Regions from separate parts of the Homo sapiens genome. Here regions 1 and 3 are each linked to region 2. Evidence: read pairs that join two places in POLR2A ChIA-PET (ENCODE). Cell type or tissue: B cell. All regions are shown on one strand. Region 1 overlaps COX20 (cytochrome c oxidase assembly factor COX20). Region 2 holds the start of C1orf202 (chromosome 1 open reading frame 202). Region 3 overlaps CATSPERE (catsper channel auxiliary subunit epsilon).

The links. ChIA-PET counts read pairs that join two places held together with the same protein. Peaks named below come from ENCODE experiments on the same cell type or tissue, not always from the same donor. Only the 100,000 strongest peaks of a DNase experiment are listed, where the experiment ranks them.
Region 1: POLR2A ChIA-PET joins it to region 2 with 6 read pairs; 10 of 35 experiments call an interaction of 5 or more read pairs at or near these places.
Region 3: POLR2A ChIA-PET joins it to region 2 with 5 read pairs; 4 of 35 experiments call an interaction of 5 or more read pairs at or near these places.

The regions. Positions count from the first base shown.
Region 1 is chr1:244,840,822-244,844,821 of GRCh38, reverse strand. COX20 (cytochrome c oxidase assembly factor COX20) reads right to left here. Exons shown (of 4, transcript NM_198076.6): 2 at 2,764-2,878; 3 at 2,564-2,627; 4 at 1-1,781. The coding sequence ends at 1,646. Among named protein-coding and RNA genes, the nearest start is that of COX20, 7.2 kb to the right of the region's middle. In B cell, no CTCF peak of the experiment used is centred here; no DNase peak of the experiment used is centred here; H3K27ac peaks cover 673 bases.
Region 2 is chr1:244,728,090-244,732,089 of GRCh38, reverse strand. C1orf202 (chromosome 1 open reading frame 202) reads left to right here and starts at 1,075. Exons shown (of 1, transcript NM_001395959.1): 1 at 1,075-2,389. The coding sequence starts at 1,167. The coding sequence ends at 1,715. RefSeq lists enhancers at 1,154-1,891, 2,339-2,388, 1,892-2,628. In B cell, no CTCF peak of the experiment used is centred here; DNase peaks (open chromatin) are centred at 1,379, 1,779 and 2,459; H3K4me3 peaks cover 1,818 bases; H3K27ac peaks cover 1,115 bases.
Region 3 is chr1:244,633,392-244,637,391 of GRCh38, reverse strand. CATSPERE (catsper channel auxiliary subunit epsilon) reads right to left here. Exons shown (of 22, transcript NM_001130957.2): 21 at 1,850-1,903. Among named protein-coding and RNA genes, the nearest start is that of DESI2, 18 kb to the left of the region's middle. In B cell, no CTCF peak of the experiment used is centred here; no DNase peak of the experiment used is centred here.

The DNA of each region.
Region 1 (4,000 bases), 110 kb before region 2:
TGCAGTGCGGCCTCTGAAAACATGGTTGAACATCCTATGGAATTTTTTTTTTTTTTTGAGATGGAGTCTCACTCTGTCACCTAGGCTAGAGTGCAATGGCGCGATCTTGGCTTACTGCAACCTCCGCCTGCCCCACCTCGGGTTCAAGTGATTCTCCTGCCTCAGCCTCCTGAGTACCTGGGACTACAGGCATGCACCACCACGCCCGGCTAATTTTTGTATTTTTAGACGAGACAGGGTTTCACCCTGTTGGCCAGGCTGGTCTCAAACTCCTAACCTCAGGTGATCCAACTGCCTCGGCCTCCCAAAGTGCTGGGATTACAGGTATGAGCCACCGTGCCCAGCAGAATTTTTTAACTATTTGGTTACGACTAATTTGGATAATGTAGTGCATGCAGCTTTGATTTGTGCCACTAAGAGTGGGCAAACTGTCTTCCTTTTTGTGAATCAGTAAAAATTTTCCCTCAACATGTGTTTGACAGTTGTCATTCACTGCTAAGTTAAGGCATTTGGTAAACCACACAGCCTCTGCATCCTTCCTAGCGACAGCCACAAGAAAAGGTGGGCATGGGAGGGAAAATGCTCTTGTGAATTGAACTGGAGGCAAGCTCCACTTTTCTTTAGAAAAAGATGTAGATCAAAATAACTAATATTTTCTTCCTTGCTCGATTTCTGTGCCTTCCATGGTACATCAAAATAATAGGACCAGTAATGGCCACAATCCTGTTGACTGCTGTTACCTTCGCCCCAATATTTCTTTAAGCATTTCTTAAGCATCTAGCTTGTGTTTTGTTATATTTAACAGATTTTCTTAAAGTATTGTATGAATTAAAACCAGAAATAACTTCATTTTCCTAGAAAGGGATAATTTCTCCCGGAGAATAAATCCTGAGGATTTAGTTAGATGCTGTGGGTATTGTATTTTAAATAATATTTTAATGGGAGCAGCTGATTGACTTTCAAATGGATTGTTTACATTAATAGTAATTCTGCAGTTGTTTTACTATTGCATCAGTCTGCCAGACAAGTTCCATGTGCATATTTTAATTCAGAACTAATTATACTTAAAAATTTAAACCCTGCATACTTCCCCAAAAATGTTTAGGGCAGTTAAAAACAACTCTTTTGGAAGATGACTCGCATTTTAAGAAATGAGAGAACACTGTCAAATGATGAATGCATTTAAAAAATAATTTGCAAAGTGATAAAAGCCCTTAGTTTTAAATCTTACAATGACATTAGCTCTTACAAGAACTCAGTAAGTATTTGCTGTTTTTTAATGGGATAGTAATAAGGTTGAGGTTTTTGTTAAGGGACGTTTACTTATCATCAAACTCTATACTTACTACTACAAGGAAACTCCAAGTACATTAAACACTATGTTTTATAATTCTTTGCCACACTGCCAATAAATTCTGTTCACATTTTAAGGATGACAAGTCCACTATATGTAACACGTAAGAATGCTATCCTGGCAGTAGACACAGGGCCAGAATAAACTGGCAAGTTTTCATTCCACACAAGTGTGGGAAAAAAATGACTACAACTTAAACTTTATTTACTTGATTGAGAGCTTATTGCACATGAAATGTTTTATGTGGTTGATCTTAACTTCGTTTACATTGACTTCTATGCTCAAGATTGTTCAATTGCTGCTGCTGCCGTTGTGTTTTCTTTCAGGATCGAGGTGGGTACCTTCATATAATATCTTCTTTTTAATTTCTTCTCTGGCAATTCTTTCCTGGATTCTTTGCTTTGCATAATTATACCTACAATGAAACCTTAGAAGAAAAGAATATGAATAAATTGTTAATATAAAGTCCTACAGAAATTAATTTATGAAATTTCTCTAAATCACACAAAACTTAAATACAGATGACTACTACCCTGAGACTGAAAAATATGTTCTAATTTATAGTGCTATTTTTGGGCAGTTTTGGTGTCAGAATACCTATCAACACATTCTTTTTTTATTAGGAAAAAAAGGATGTCTACATAACAATTTGTAAAGTGATAAAATCCATTAGTTTTTAAGTCTTCTGATAGCATTGGCTATTATAAGAAACAAGTATTTGCTCTCGTTTTTAACGGGATAATAATGCTATGTCTACATAAAATGATTTCTACCACCTTAAATAGCTCACTGTAGAAATTCATGTATAAATGGAACCATATAGTACATACATATCATACTCTTAGGTCTGGCAAATATTTGAGGTTCATCCATATTTTATATTCACTCATCAGTAGTTGTAAACACATTCTTAAAGTAGCATTTTCAGATATGAATAAGCAGGGATGAAATAAGTATTAGGGTAAGGGAAATGGTTGAGGCTTTCCTAAGTGAAGTGTAAAAACCACAGCTTTCTTTTTAATGGGATGTCTAATATGCATTTATCTGTTCAAGCATTTTAAGATTTCCATGAAAATGTCCTGAAAAATCAAGATTCTTCATTGAGGGTGAGGATCTCCCAATGGGAGACTGCTCTGAAAAGAGCATGTGCTTTTTGAATTAGATAACCTACTATAATCATGGATGTTCTTGAATACTTAGCAAACATACCAGCATCCCAAAGTCACCAAGATAAACCCTCCTACTCCAACATCACATGATCTTCTAATTCTACCTGTAAAAATAAGCATAACAATTAATTAGAATATAATTACGTTATATACATTACTCCACCTAGAAAAAAAAATAGTTCATTATGTAGAGAAATGCTTTTTTTAGTACATAGAGAAATAAAAAATACAGATACTCACTAGTGAACAAAAAATGTCCAAAGCCAGCCACAACAGATCCTAATGAACCATACAATATTGAATGCCGGGCGCAGGGAGTATTTTCAACATCTAAAAATCCTAGGAGCTTAAGGGACTAGAATGAAAAAAAAGAACCTAGATTGAGTAAGAAAGTATTTCATTTTGGGGTGCTTTGGCAAAAATGACAATACACCATTTCTTTTCTTGTAGTTGAGGGTTTAAACTAGAGTATGTGCCACGTGACAACCTAAATCAGCTTGCGTTGTCTTTGTCCACCTTTGGTATGCAGTCTGAATCTTTAAATCCGAAAACCTTACAAATTGGACCGGAAAACCCTTAAGCAGTAGGGTAACTTGGAGCTGTATCTTAATTTGCTAATCAACTGACTTGGAAATAGGATAATTCATTTTATGAGCTCTTTAAATGAGTTTATTTGGGAATATGCCTATCATTGGAATTGAAAGCAGCATAGCTTGCTTCAGTAACTCCAATAATTTGGGAAGCAGAAATGGAAAAAGTAATTTGAGTCATGTTTGCTTATGTAGTGCCGTTTAAAATTCCCCTAGTAATTACCTTTCATATTTTATTAACTAGGTTAACATCAACTGTGGTTGTAAGAGTAAATGTTTCACCTTAAGATAAACATGGGCAATATATTAAACTCTAGTCTGTTTTCTTGCCTGTGAAGTGAGGCTGCACTTGATTATATTTGATTCTTTGTTCGTAATACATGGGAACGACAGCTAAGTGTGGTGAAAAACGCGGGGATCCAAAGAGCTGGATTTTTATCTCAGATCTGCCGCTAACTTTTGTATCCTATAGGCTACTTTTATTTCTATGGTCTCAATCTATAACATGAATGGGTTGGGTTAAATGACTGAAGTTCCTTCAAGTGCTAAAATTCTTTTTCTACAGTCTTCATTGGATTTATGTATTTCTTATTCCTAATATGTTTAACTGGGATGTCTGTCACTCTAGGGCGGCAAGACAGACATTTAAAAGTAACAGTCACACTGCTGAACTGGCATTTCTGTTAACACAAAAGTTTAGAAAACTCACGGTAACTGTTACTTGATTTAAGTGTATATAAAATTTTCAGTAAGGCTGCTTTTAAAAGGAACCACTGTCCATTTAAAGGTTTCATAGTTATCTTCAATGGGTTAGTATTGTTTGGGGCAGGACATTAAACTAGAAGGGATTCTATAGGATGAGGTGATACCTAGAAGGTAATATATTG
Region 2 (4,000 bases):
CCAGAATACTGGGATGGACAAACTTGAAGTCCAGTTTCTTCATAAGTGTCTATCCAGTGATAAAATTAATTTCCCATTTGGTAGGAGGGCAACAATTTCATTTAAAAAAATTATTTGCATCAATATTTGCATTGTATTTTAGTGCATAGCATGAACCCTTCATTCCACTCACTCTCCATGGGGAGGGGGCCCCACGGAGTCAGCTGCCAGAAGAGCTTTGGATACTGCCCTGCCCCTCCCTCCAGGGCTGTGCCCAGAGTAGCATTTTTTTTTCTATGCCGTGACATTTTTTTTGTATTTTTTGTAGAGACAGGGTTTCTCCATGTTGCCCAGGGTGGTCTCGAACCCTTGGCCTCAAGTGATCCGCCCACCTTGGCCTCCCAAATTGCGGAGATTATAGGCATGAGCCACCACGACCAGCCCCCATAGCAGCTATTATTATTTAACTTTGCTTTGGAGAAAATTAATAAGCACGAAAATATGTATAAAAAAGCAGAAAAAAGGAGTATTTCTTTTTTGTATTAGTTTTACAACATTTCTTCAAAAATCTTATGTTTGCAATCAGAAAAAAAATTATTTAAAAAAAACAATCATAGTCTTACAAGAAAGAGGCCTTTGAGTGAGGCGAGATGAAGAAAATTAGGTTTTGAGATCTTTCCTGAAACTCTGGTTCCCTGTTAACAGAAAAGTGCTGAGACCACCTGAAACCAGTTCACAAAATACAAATCTCCAGCGCAACACACGCCTGAGGCTGAAACCCACGCCTCGACCCAGGGGAGGCTGCGCAGCCCCCTGCTCGTGGACGCTGTGTGTCTTCGTGAACCAGGAGTTGGGCCCCAGGAACTTCCAAGATTCCTTCTTGTCCAGGTGAGGCCATATGTGTAAATCAGTTCGCAGCGAAATTTGGCCGACTTATTTGAGGGATTCCTTGGGTCGCTGGATTCTGGTGACCCCGTCATTGGCAGAGGGCGAGGGCTCTGCTGGGCATTGTGGGGTCACCGTTGGGGTTTCCTGGGCAACCCAAGCGCGTAGAGGGGGCCTGTGGGTACATTCCCGGGAGAGGACGCGAGGGGCCCTTTGGAGTCCTGGAGGCGGCAGCGTTGTTGTCCAGCCCGACGGTTCCCGAGATGTGGGCCCCGCGCTCCGAGAAGAGGCCTGCGCGGGCCATGGCGGCCCCCCGGTTTGGTGGCCCCCGGCGCGGCGGCGCGCAGCACGAGCTGCTGGAGAAGGCGGCGCGCCTGGAGCGGGGCCCCCCTCCGCGCGGGGATCCGGAGGCGGTCGGGCGGCGCGCGGTGGCCGGCGACGGCGGCTCCTGCTCTGGGTGCTGGTGCTGGCGGCGGCTGTTCCGCGGCCCGCGCAGGAAGAAGCTCAGGCAAGCTCACGCGCGCGCAGGCAAGGAGGCCCCGGAGCGCGGCCTGTGGGGCCCCTCGAGCCTGCAGAGGCTGCTTCAGAGGCTGGCGACGTGGAGGCGGCGCTACCTGCGGCGCAAGGAGCGGCCGGACCGGCTGGAGGAGATCCCGCTGCTGGTGCTGGACCGCGCGCAGGGCGGCCACGAGGCCGCGGCCGGACCCCAGAGCAGCGTCCCCGGGCGGCCCGCGCAGGCCGCCCCCGCGCGCCAGCCCCGCCGCCGGTCAGCCACGAGGAGCCGGTCCCCCGTTGCGCCCCCTGTGCACGCTCAGGATTGTTTTTTTCTTTTTGGTCAACAAAAGCAATAAATGAAAGTAACCCCAGCACCGTAGGAATGAAAGCACATGCAATGTTGGGGGGATGTGCATGGAAACCAAGGGTTATCTTGAGGTTCGCAGCGAGCTAAACGAGCCGCGTCCTCCTCGCAGCCTCTCTTTGGTCCGAGGGCCTCGGAGCAGTAACTAAAGCCTGCGGGTGCCGCGGAGCCCTGGGTTCCCCCCGCTGCGCAGTTGCTGCGGGCTGGGAAGCGCTGAATCGGGGGCGGATTGTCTCTTCCTAAACACTGCAGGGGAGAAGGTGGGAAACGGTTTTCAATCTCTGCAATGCCTTTTTTTTGAGACAGGAGAAAAAAAAAAAAAACCAACTATGTTGCCCGGGCTGGACTCAAACTCCTGGGGTCAAGCGATCCTAAGCCTCCCAAGCGTTGGGATTGCAGGCGTGAGCTACCACGCCCCGTCAAAAAAATAAAAAAATCGTTTAAAGCAGGATGCTGAGCTTCACATCCCACTTTGAAGTGAGCGAACTCTACTTTTATGCTTTTGTTGACAGGCATTTAGGAAGGGTGGCTTGGGGTGGGGGTGGGACAGGGGAGTTTGGAAACCAGGGCTAGACTTAGAAGAACAAAGGGAAAGGACTCCTGGAGGCTCCCAGATGGGTCTTGAATGTCTTCCTTTTCCTCATCAATAAAAACCTGCTAATGATACTCCGGCTCTACAGACTCGTGAGGATGAAAGTAAAATAGTAGAAGTGAAAGTGCTGTGGGGACTCTGAAAGCGCGACACACCTTACGGGTAGTTACTAAACTGTGATAATGGTCTCTCCGCAGGCTGTTCCCAGCCAGACTAGCATCCACCCCTCCCTCTCCCCTCACTGCCTCACGCGCCAAAGCTGGCAAGCTTTTCACTAGCTCACCCTTTTCTTCTTTTTCTTTCCTTTCCGTCTTTCTTGAGACAGAGTCTTGCTCTGTCGCCCAGGCTGGAGTGCAATGGCGCGATCTCGGCTCACCGCAACCTCCGCCTCCCGGGTTCAAGCGATTCTCCTGCCTCAGCCTCCCAAGTAGCTGGAATTACTTGTGCATGTGCCACTATGCCCGGCTAATTTTGTAGTTTTAGTAGAGACGGGGTTTCTCCAGGTTGGTCAGGCTGGTCTCGAACTCGCGACCTCAGGTGATCCACCTGCCTCGGCCTCCCAAAGTGCTGGGATTACAGGCATGAGCCACCGCTCCCTGCTCAGTTTACCCTTTTCACTAGCAAGCTAAAAACGCCAAACTGCGAGCCTGGAAGCTCTCCACTTGATTGTGCAGCTGTTGAAGCGGCTTTGGAGTCCCTGGCGCCTTCCAGGCAGGGATTTCCCCTCCCCGTTGACCTAGAGCGTCAACGCTGGGGAAGGGGCCAGCGTTTAGGGAGGTAAAGGTGGGAATATTGTTGGAGGCCAGGCGTTCAAGACCAGCCTGGCAACATGGGGAGGCTTCTTCTCTACAGAGAAATTTAAAAATTGAGCTGGGTGTGGTGGTGCGCGCCTGTAGTCCCAGCTACTTGGGAAGCTGAGGTGGGAGGATCGCTTAGGCCCCAGTGTTCAGCTGCGGTGAGCTGTAATTGTACCACTGCACTCCAGCCTGGGCAACAGAGCCAGACCCTGTCTTAAAAAAAAAAAAATCACTGGGGGAAGGGTGGGAGGTGGAGGATCATGATGCCTGATACTTGAACAGTGAACCTAGGAAGATGAAAAACAGAAAAACCAAGGTATACGCTAGAAAGCCGAGGCCAGGAGCCGGCGCCCCATAGGGAAGAATTCTCTGTAATTCTGTGACTTGGGGTTGGTTAGGTGCATTTTGTATTTCTCCTAGCTTCTTTATTCTTGTCGTTGCCCAGATAGATGAAATTGCTTTGTAGGTCTGTGATAGAGGAAGGCGTTTTTACCAGAAAAGCCACTAAACCTCATAGCCCCATCCTTAGGAGGAAGGCCATCCTGTTATCCTGCCTATAGCTGACTGGGCGGGGGGTCCCGTGATGCCTGAATTAAAAGCTGTTCTGTAGGTAGCAGCCCAGTTGAACCCTCTCTGCTTCGAGAGGTTGAAGCTAAGAGGCCGGTAAAGAAAAGACCGCTGGAAGAATGCCCAATTGCTGAATTCTCAAATCCTGGACTAGAGGTGCTGTTGAATAATGTGTAAGACATTCCACCTATTTAATGTTTTCTGGGTTTGTTTCCGAAAGGAAAGAGACAAACTACAGTTAATTCTCTGACCCTTAATTTATTTGAATGTAGCCATGCCTTTTTGTTTCGACTGTCTCGTGGCCCTCTGCAGTACTTCCTC
Region 3 (4,000 bases), 95 kb after region 2:
GATGTGGTAAGGCCACGATTTTGGATGCTGGATGCGAACACTGATGGTGGGGCTTGACGTGGAGAGGAAAACAGTGTGAGTGTGACGGGGCCAAAGTTGAGAATGAATGCAGCAGACTGTGGGGAGGACATGGTGATGAGGACAGACAGCTGGGGCTGCAGCGGACGCCATGAGCCTCAAAGGATCGGGTAGGTTTTGTGTTTATTTTTTTGGTTTTGTTACAAGAACGAGGATAAATAATATCTGGAATTGGTAATAGGGCCCCCTGAGGTACATGGCAGGTGAAAGAAAAGAGCACCACTCGAGAGGCCAGAAGGTGGAGCAGTGTCCTCGGGGGAGAGTCTGGTTTCCCCAAGGAGAGAGAGGGAGGGCTCAGAGGATGGTTGAAGATCTGGGTGAGTCTGCTGGTTAAAGGATGGCAATTCCAGAGAGAGAGCAGAATGGAGACACTGGGCAAGTGGTGGGGTTGAGTGCTGGACTAGGAGCAAGGAAGTGCCGAGCTCTTTGCCTTCTACAAACTCATCTCCAGTCGCTGCTCTAGAAAAGGACTCAATTAAGAAAATATCAACCACCAGCCAGCCCTTGTCTGCCTCTGCTACCCTTCAGGGCCCAGGTGTTAACAGAGGCTAACCTACAGTCACTAACCAGACTATCCTGTATGCTGTGCTCATATGCCCTGGCTGCTGGACTCTAGCTGCTGGCAGGTGAGAGCGGGGCAGGTGAGTGAGATCCTCCTCCTTTGCTCTTTCTCCTGGCTAACTCACTTGACTCCTTCTTCGGTTGGTGGGTACTTGGGTGGGTATATACCTTAATATTCACCTAAATCAAACATACCAACCCCATGACCTTAATATTCACCTAAATCAAACATACCAACCCCATGAGGAAAAGTCACTAGGAAAAGGTTCTGCATGTTTCCCAAAGTTATGTAGAAACAACTCTTGACTTCATTTGCAGATTATTCACACTATTAACATTCCATTAATACAAAAACTCCAGGAGTCAGTCATATTTACAGTAGGGCCATGAGTAACTTAATTGTTTTTCTTACGCCCTTATTTAACAATCCTCTCCCCTCCCCCGCAAAAAAAACCCATCAAACAAAACCCAAACACCCAAATTCCAAACACCAGGCCCAAAACAGAGTAGCAAAGTCATTTGGGGTCCTAACTTCAGTATTAGGACTTTTCATTCTGCCCTCCAAGGGAACTGGAGCTGAGTCCAGGGAAATCCCTTTACTGTTTCCTAAATGCATCAGAATGAGGGTCTATGGTTGAAAGCTGACCCAGGCTTAGAGCAGAGGGCACAGCCACTGTCACCTCCCAATCCCTACCACTGCATTCTGGCATCTGCCAAGTAGGAGGAGCTGAGACATGTTTGATAGGAAGGCAGTGGCTGTTGAGTGGGATGGCACGAAAGGGGACCTTTGCTGCAGTAACAGTTCTCAGGAATTCCTTCCTGCTGTGCCCCTGTATACACACTATACACACATACAATTTTTAGGATGTCATATAGGGGGCAGAAGTACCAGGGCTTCAGGGAAACAGCAAGTTTCTGTCATTTGGGAAGATAGATTTCATAGCCCCCCAAAAATCTAAATATAGACTTATTAAAACCATTGACTTTGCAGTGAACACTTCATACAAGTTTTTTGTTGTTGTTTTAGGATTCATTTGCATTATATACTGTATAATAATAATTTTCATAATAAGATTTAAGCTGGGGGCCCTGAAAAGTGAGTGCACAGGCTGCTTCTGGGAGACACGGGGGAGAGGTGCTTTTCCTTCTTAGCTGCCATTTGTGTCTTAGAAATTCCCTAATTAAAGTCCAGTTAGGCCCTGCTCCTTACCTGGGAATCAGTCCAAATGTCTCTATTGCAAACATAGCTGTTAGGTTACAGAAACTGCAAAGCAGAAAAATAATATGAAAGATTACACTAAGTACAATATATTTTAAAACGCTCTCCATGTCCCTATGGTAACAATCAAACCATATATAATCCTAGTTAAGGTGTCATTTTCTTGACAAAGGACAGAATGGATACATTTATAGAACAGCTGTGATTATTTTTCCATATGTACAGCTCAGGCTTCTCTGAGATTCCTGAAGAGCTCTCTGTCCTAACAGCCTGACATCATTTTGATAGTGGTTCCCAAGGCAACAGGAATAATGGTATTAATAATAAGTATTGGCAGAAATAAAAAAAAGCTAACATTTATGAGTATTAATACTTATTGAAAATGAATACTGGCAGGCGCGGTGGCTCACACCTGTAATCCCAGCCTTTGGGAGGCCGAGGTGGGCAGATCACCTGAGGTCAGGAGTTTGAGACTGACCTGGCCAACATGGTGAAACCCCTTCTCTACTAAAAATACAAAAATTAGCCAAGCATGGTGGTGGGCACCTGTAGTCACAGCTACTTGGAAGGCTGAGGCGGGAGAATCTCTTGAACCCAGGAGGCGGAGGTTGCAGTGAGCTGAGATTGCGCCGCTGCACTCCAGCCTGGGCGACAGAGTGAGACTCCATCTCAAAAAAAGAAAATGAATACTAATTGAGCATTGCTATGTACTAGGCGGCATGCCAAACGCTTACATGCATTATCTTAGTTGATCTTCACAGCAACCCTTCCTTTTAGATGAGGAAACTCAGATGAGGAAGCTCAGATAGGTTAAGCAACTTGAGAAAGTTTACACAGCTGTTAGTAGCAGAGCTGGGATTTGCATTCAGGTTTTTCTGACCCTGCTGCCCATCATGTTGACCTGATGTAGGCTAACTCCTTCAGGAAGCTGAGTATTAGGGGCTCCATCTGTAAAACTGTATTATCATTTCTAATATTACAGAATGTCTCTCATTATTAAGTATATTGCTTGGAATGAGGCAGGATATAGCTAAGCAAACATTTATGACATGATTTCACCTACCTACATGTGGGAGAACACAGAAGAAAGGAACTTATTTTTATTATTTGTTATGTGCTTGGCAAAGTTAGAGATTTTCACCCAGATGCTTCATTTACCCCTCAGAATACTGTAAGACAGGTATTATCGACCCATTCTACAGATACAGAACGGCTCAAAAAGAGTAAGCAATTTTCTTTAGACTGAATAGCTAGTAGTGGCAAAACTGGGATTCAAACCAAAGTAGACTCTACCATTATATCAACTTGTGGAATTGGCATGTAAATACAACCCACAAACAACAATACAAGATACTATGTTATAAATTCTAGGCTGGGCACGGTGGCTCACACCTGTAATCCCATCACTTTGGGAGGCCTAGGTGGGAGGATTGCCTGAGCTCAGGAGTTGGAGACCAGCCTGGGCAACATGGTGAAACCCCATCTCTACTAAAATACAAAAAATTAGCCAGGTGTGGGGGTCTGTGCCTATAATCCCAGCTACTTGGGAGGTTGAGGCAGGAGAATTGCTTGAACCGGGAGGCGTAGGTTGCAGTGAGCGGAGATCGCACCACTGCACTCCAGCCTGGGCAACAGAGTGAGGCTCCGTCTCAAAAAAAAAAAAAAAAATGAGTGATGTAGACACCTGTCACAGGAATTTTCACAGCACGGCAAAGAGGCTTGTGTTGAGTCCTAAAGGTTGGAGTTTAAATAAGGATGAAGGGTTAGGGCATTCCAGGTGTAGGGAGAGATGAGCAAAGGTTTGGAAATGGGAATGAATTTGTGAGGTTTAAGGGATAATGAGGAAATATCTTGGTGCATGTAGAGGAAAGTAGTGGGGGTTTTGTGTGCGTGTGTGTGTGTGTGCATGCGTGTGCTCATGCCTGCACATGTGTCCTCCAGAGGGCTTTAATGAAAGGCTTAGGAATTTTGACTTTACCCTTTTTGTATAAAGGAGTCATGACTGTTTTTGAATTTAATTCAATAGCAGTTTGTAAAGTGATTTGGAATAGATTAGATGTAAGTGGGCCATATGGAAAAATTATACATAGTAGTAAACAACCCAGCTGTGTGATAATGAGGTCTAGACTTGGGTAGAGGCAA